2 separate regions of the Homo sapiens genome follow, and region 1 is linked to region 2. The links are chromatin contacts, found by Hi-C in ENCODE. All regions are on one chromosome and are shown on one strand. The core of a region is the stretch at or near the end of the contact, and the rest is flanking DNA. Distances in the headings are between cores, read along the strand shown. Region 1 overlaps ZDHHC14 (zDHHC palmitoyltransferase 14). Region 2 overlaps ZDHHC14 (zDHHC palmitoyltransferase 14).

Region 1 (3,526 bases), core at 481-2,980, 96 kb before region 2:
AGAAAATTTGTCTATTGGGGATCTTCTATTTTGTTTCAGTATTTTATTTATTCCCGGGCCAATGATTTCCCCTTATTATTTTACTTTTGCAAATATTCTCACGTTTATTCTTCCAGATGAAGTTTAGAATCATTTTGTCAAATTTGTCAAAATTTTTCTAAATCATATTGAGATTTCTATTAGCATTGTAATAGATGTATAAAGTAAGTTGGGAAGAAGTGACATATTTAAAATACTGAATCTTCCACCGCAGGAAGCAGAGTGTCTCTCTGTGGTTTTCAAAACCCCCTTCAAGTCTCTATATTGTTGTATTGTTTTTTTCTTCACACGGAAGCTACCTACCATTTTTTTGTTAGCTTTATTTCTAGAGTTTTGTGGTTATATTTTTCTGTTTCAAAGGAGACATTGTCTTCTTTGTAGTTTCCAACTGTTTGTGTCATTAAATATATAAAAATACTTTTAAAGCTTGTATATATATTGGTTTATATTTGTTAACCTTAATGAAGATTTTTATTCATTTTATCCAATCTGTGTTGATTAGAGGCAAAAAAGAAAAGAGCTTAGGACCATAATAGATGGGCATTTTTATTCTTTAAAGTATAGTGTACTTATAAATAGCATCCCCTGCTTCTGTACTGGTAATCCTAATTCTCTTTTCTTCAATGCTAAAGATAAAATCTTGCACCAGTCCGGTGTAGAATGAGTGATAAACCAGCCCTTGCATTCAGGTCTTTTGCTAATGCTCTCAATATTAATGCCACTCAAACTTCAATAAAAGCCTGTCTGATTTTCCTGGTGATAATGGTGAAGCCTGGCCCTGCCATAGCGTGGTATCCAGTGTCCACTTTTTACCTTTGTTCTTGTCTACTTGTCTTACAATAATGCAAACACTGACAACCCAAATTGATCTCTATCACTGTACAATATTTACCCATTTCTGACAATGCAGAAATTATGTACCACAAAGTGGAAACACACAAATATTTCTAGCTTTGGCTTTCAGTGGAAGAACTGATCTTCACTTACGCAGCACAGCGGTTTTGTGTATATACTCAGAGAACTTTGACACAATTTGAGGGAAATTAAAACTTTGCAAGGACAAAGCCACTTTCTTTTCCTTTCAAGGGCAAGGCTTTGGCATCCATGTGGAAAAAAATAGTATGGAAAATATAAGGTAGTCATTAATTTTCATTTTGTTATGAGCATGTATTGGATTAACTCAGTTAAACTAAAAAGGTCGCAGCTACTAAACACTTTCTTTTTATTGTTTTTAATTGTACTAATTAGTGATATATATATGTATATACATACACACACACACACACATATATATATACACACACACACACATATATATACACACACACACACATATATATATATATACACACACACATACATCTATATTGCCCTTCTGAGTCTGGGCAGCCCCTGAAAAAAGAGCTTTTGATAGCTGTGAACATCATAGCATCTGACAGTTCAAGGTCTTTGCATGAATTACAATGTCCCTGAACTGCAGGAACTGAGATTGTCATGGTTTAAAAATGGAGAAGCTGAAGTCTGTTTTCTCCACCAGATCAAAGAATCATACTCTTTACTGGGGCCATTCTATGTTTCCATTTTCTGGAACTTATATTTTCAAAACAATTTGTAGGAATATTTGTGTTTCTATTCATGGAATCATTTTTGAACATTGATGTTTGCCACTCCGCATTCACGTTAAAGTTCAAGCAAATAGCCACTTCAACTTCATGAGAGCATGCCTATGTGCACGAGAGCATTCCTTGAATGAAACGTACTTTATTAGGGTCTTTCTCACCTAAAATCAGCATGCACTCTAGACCACAGCTATTGTCTGTCATGATGTTTTTCAAACTGTGCCTCCTGGAGCCCAGGCAAGGGACAGACATGTTGGGTGTCCCCATAAACCAGAGCTGCTTCACTCTCATCTGTTTTGTATACTGAGGTTCTTTGTAAAAGTTTCTTTGAACGGAAACTCACGATGCTATAAATAACAACAAAAACAAACAGTTTAAACACCTGGCCTGGCTGTTTTACTGGGCAGACCTTCCATAATTAACTAGATAATATCAGCTCTTTGGGTGACGGGAGCATCTTCGTAAGTGGCTTGCATCTTTCTCTTTTGTCTGTGTTTTTAGCCAGCTGCTTAGATTCCCCAGCTAATGGTACTGAAATGCAGCCTTGGGGTTCAGCTGTTACTTGTATGGTGTACAAACCTGTCTCTCTCAGCTGTACACAGGGAGCTGTTATAAAAATGCATATTCTTAGCCCCTCCTGCAGATAAGAATCTTCAGGAATGAGGAATCTGTATTTTTTTTTTTTTTTTTTTTTGAGCCTGCTAGGTAAGTAAACCTTTCGTGAATGGTGCTTGGGGCGGGGACTTCACCAAGCTTAGCTAACTAGTTGGCTGACTTGCTGTTAATTTTGTCCTGCCTGCTAATAAGTGTGTGCACCTACGGCAAGGCTCCTCAGATTTTCACGTGCATCCAAATCCAAATTCAGGGTGGGAGGGTGTGTGGGGAATCTTTGAAAATGCAGATTCTGGCTCAGCAGGGTCGGGGCTGGGAGGAGACGCTGAGATGATTCATTTCTAATAAGCTTCCTGGTGATGCCAATACTGCCAGTCCATGGCCCACACTTTGAGTAGCAAGACCCTAGGGCAGGGCCTCTCAGCCTCAGCACTCTTGATATCTGGGGCTGGAACGTTCTTTGTTGGGAGGGGCTGTCCTGCACATTGTAGGACATTTAGCAACACCCCTGGCCACCACCCACTAGGTCCCACTTGTGACACTCCCTCCCACTCATGACAACTACAAACATCTCTAGATGGTTTCAGATTTCCCCCGGGAGGCAAATCGCCCTGGTTGAGAACCACTGCCCTAGATGATCCCGATCATCAGCCAAGTTTAAGATCTGCCATGAGTATGATTTGTCTGCACACTTAAATTATTAAAAAATACAGATTCTGGGTTTATCTGGCCTCCCTAGAGTACAAGCCACAATAAGAAAGAGGACTAACCTTTTTTTTTATTTTATTATTATTATACTTTAAGTTTTAGGGTACATGTGCACAACGTGCAGGTTTGTTACATATGTATACATGTGCCATGTTGGTGTGCCGCACCCATTAACTCATCATTTAGCATTAGGTATATCTCCTAATGCTATCCCTCCCCCCGCCCCCCACCCCACAACAGTCCCCGGTGTGTGATGTTCCCCTTCATGGACAGAGGACTTACCTTGTTTACCACTGTATCTACAGCACCTAGAGGACTGTTGGGCATACAGTAGGTGCCTAATAAATATTTGAATGAATGCATAAAGAACCTAGCACTGCATAGCACATGAAACTCATTCTTCGAGGCCACCTGTTTCTGTTCTCTATTAAGTAGACAGAAAAAGGTTTTCTACTAATACTTCCATTGGGCTTTTTCCCCCGTCAATTCCTTGTTAAGGCCCTAAGTAGTCAGGTTCTCTTGGGGCTAGAGGGCCTATTTAAAGTTCT
Region 2 (3,343 bases), core at 374-2,873:
ATTGGCTTTTATTATGAGCTAACATTGAAGTTCTATCTAGAACAATGTATATGCATGACATACTCACGACATCCAGTTATGATCCACTTTTTAGTGTACACACTTCATTTGATTGTCAAATAATTTAACTTTTGTATAGCATTGGTGTCATCATTTATGCTTATATCTGGCACTTGTTGCTACAAAGGTCCTTTGGGATCGCATGCTAAATGCAAAGATAGTAACATGGTACATAATTGCTACAATTTTGTTTTTAGAAAATCATTTACTGTATTTACTTAACCTAACATTTTAAATACCCCAATCCAGTATCAAAACAAGATTAAACCAGCAGTTGCATGATTTATTAAGCTAGTATTGCAGAAGAACTCTCCATGTAATCTGAAAAATCAAATGTAGTAGGAAAAAAAATAACTTAGGCAAACGTAAATGATAATGTTAAATAAAAGAATACAAAAAAGCTCTCCTTCCAACCTGCACCTGCATTTTAGGTGGACTTTAGAAGACTGTGGTGTTTCTGTAACTGTTAATAAGCATTCATAAGACCCCAGAACAGAGCTTCACAGCCAAGCAGAAATACATGATGCGTAACTCTAATGCTTTTGACAGAATTGGAGCAAAAGAAATAAATAATTTCACTCATTCTTAATTTGTACACAGACCATCTAGAAAGCTCCTAGTTTTGCTTTTAGTAGCATCTGTACACTCGGTTTTTTCAGACAAGACGTCAGCTAGGGTAAAATAAAATGTATTCCTACATGAGCAATTTTATTTGAGAATCTGCAGAAACAGGAATGATCTCTATGGCATTTTTAAATTGTAACATTAAGTGCTAATGTGTATGACTTCCAGACATCTGAAGCCATAAACTTCTTTGCAAGTTACATGCCGACACTTCATTTGGGCAGTAAATCAGCTGTCACAGTGACTTACTGCAATGACAGCAAAAGCTCCAGCACTCCAGACAGTGGGATTTTTATGCTGCCAGCAGAAAGGTCTTTTCATAGACACTCTTACAAGAAATCAAAATTCTATTCTATTAGTATCCAGCATTCGGCCAATTTTTGACCTTAAAAATTGGTAATGTCATATGATTCAACCTAATATTTGATACATATGAACTTTTAAAAGGTTGTTTTGGAATAAAAACATGAGTATCTCAGTTTTCTGTTCAGAGTAGATGGACTATCACTGTCAGATATCTAAGTGGTCAGCTGTTTTTCCTTAGGATTATATAACTGGTTAGATCAATTCAAACATAACCAACGGCTTCTTGGTGTTAGCCGGGATGTATGCACAGCCACCAAATTGTAAGAGAGAAAAAGCGAGCGGTGATGTCTCCCTCTACTGGTGGAAGGTAAAAGGGTCCTCAAATGAAAAGCCAGGAAGGCTGGGTAGCGGAGGGAAAAGGGTTCAAAGTAAAAAAGAGAGAGGTAGAAAGGAAGAAACAAAGAAGAAAAAGAGAAGACGGAAAAAGGAGAAGTGGGAGAGAAATCAATGGGGAAGAAGGATAGAGGGGAAGAGAGTTGGTGAGTCCAGAGAGCAAGAAAGTTAAGTAGAAAAGTCAACAAGAAATGGGCAAATAAGAATTAGAAGCAAAGGTTTAAAAAAAAAAAAAGGGAAGTGTAAGAATATTTGTCATGGCCATCTCCACAGTAACCCTGAAAATACTGGCCATTTTCCCCCATGACTTTCTCAAATGAGAATCACAGCCATGAAGGTTTATGAACCCATCGCCCTTGGAATTCTGGCAGAGTGGAAAATTAGGAAAAGCTCTTTTAAAAAAATCAGGTATCCCTGAGTCATTTGATATCTAAGTTTTTTCTAAGAAGCATATGTTCAAAACAGGCGACGTTTTGAGAGCGTTTAATGAGAATTGTAAATTCCAGTCAGTAGAGTCATTGCACTACCCTTGGTTGGAATCTGACAAAACTCTGCTCTGTCCACGCCAGTGCTCTCTTCTGAGCCAACAGGAGATTTAGATGGGTGACACCCTGCAGAACAGAGCCTGGTCCCCGTGTGCCCCAACTGAGATTTGCCTTCTAAATGGAAATCAGTTTGAATGTGGCAAAGTGTTTTCAAAGCTGTGAACTACACGCAGGACTTAGATACTTAGGTGCCTGATGCCAGTGCCCCTGCCCCCTGCTGTCATCCCAGCAGGAAAGCTGGGGAGGGCACAGAGAGTAGGTTCATTATTACTACAAAAGCAGTCCCTCTATCAGGGGAAACACCCATAGCTAGACTTAGATAGACAGTCATCTTTTAAGATGTTTAAACAAATCTGTGTAGAAGAGGTGCTTATCATCAGATAAGTCAGGGTTCCAAAGAGTCATTTGGAAAACATTTCTGAGTGACTTCTATATAGATTTTTTAAATTAAATGGCTTACGGGCTAGGCACGGTGGCTCAGACCTGTAATCCCAGCACTTTGGGAGGCCGAGGAAGGCAGATCACTTGAGGTCAGGAGTTTGAGACCAGCCTGGCCAACACAGTAAAACCCCCATCTCCACTAAAAAAAAAAAAAAAAAAAATACAAAAATTAGCCAGGCATGGTGGTGCGTGCCTGTAGTCCCAGCTACTCAGGAGGCTGAGGTAGGAGAATTGTTTGAACCCAGGAGGCAGAGGCTGCAGTGAGCCAAGATCGTGCCACTGCACTCCAGCCTGGGTGACAGAGTGAGACTCCATCTCAAAAAAAACAAAACAAAACAAAAATTAAATGGCTTAGGCTAAACTTCTTCTTTCACAAATATTATTTCACACCTTCTTCAAGTCCTTAAGCTTCACCCTTGACAAACTCAAGAGCATTTCCAACAAGGTCCTGGCCAGTGAGGCCCACACAGTGTTTGCTACAGTTCTTAACAAGTCGTAGGTACAGCATGGCAAAGCACCAGTAGGTATGTGCTGGAGTGGGCCAGGTTTGGAGTGGTCTGAACCATGCCATGGGAGACCTCCTTTAAGAAAAAACAAACAATATGCAGAGAACGAGGCCTTGGAAAGAGGCTGTGTAAGTAAAGGAGCCTGAAGCATCATTAGCTTCCCAGTAAAGCCACCTCTAGGGCTGTTATCTTTAAGTTAGCAAAGGGATGTTTGCAAATGGAAGTCTCCGAAGGTGCACCCAACTCTGCATCAACCCCAACAGGGAACACAGTCTCTCAGGAGCTTAACCGACCACTGCCGACAGCCACCTTATCCGAGAAGGTTCTCGTGGGTGTGCAGGAGCTCTTTGCAGGCTTAGGTGGCAGAGAGGTGATCAGGGGAGAGGAAAAGGGCCAGCAGCTGATGGAGTAGTGCAAAGTAGAAGAATGCACAAGAGAGGGGTGGTGGGGGGGGAAGACAGAGAGTGG

The links. A loop is a pair of places that touch in the nucleus more often than their neighbours do. Pooled maps may share reads with other maps.
Region 1: a map with no recorded cell type shows a loop between it and region 2 (7-fold over the local background). The contact joins two enhancer-like sites. A Hi-C loop is called at or near these places in 3 of 168 maps with a recorded cell type or tissue (B cell, GM12878 and OCI-LY7), 33 of 37 single-sample maps with no recorded cell type and 8 of 50 pooled maps.

What each region holds. Positions count from the first base shown.
Region 1 is chr6:157,569,446-157,572,971 of GRCh38, forward strand. The region is part of intron 2 of ZDHHC14 (zDHHC palmitoyltransferase 14); the gene reads left to right. Among named protein-coding and RNA genes, the nearest start is that of MIR3692, 42 kb to the left of the region's middle. RefSeq lists an enhancer at 3,387-3,526. Within about 2 kb of position 1,731, at least 3 of the 41 ENCODE cell types and tissues checked have a DNase peak (open chromatin) inside an H3K27ac peak, as active enhancers do.
Region 2 is chr6:157,666,013-157,669,355 of GRCh38, forward strand. All of the region lies in intron 8 of ZDHHC14 (zDHHC palmitoyltransferase 14), which reads left to right. Among named protein-coding and RNA genes, the nearest start is that of MIR3692, 140 kb to the left of the region's middle. Within about 2 kb of position 1,624, at least 2 of the 41 ENCODE cell types and tissues checked have a DNase peak (open chromatin) inside an H3K27ac peak, as active enhancers do.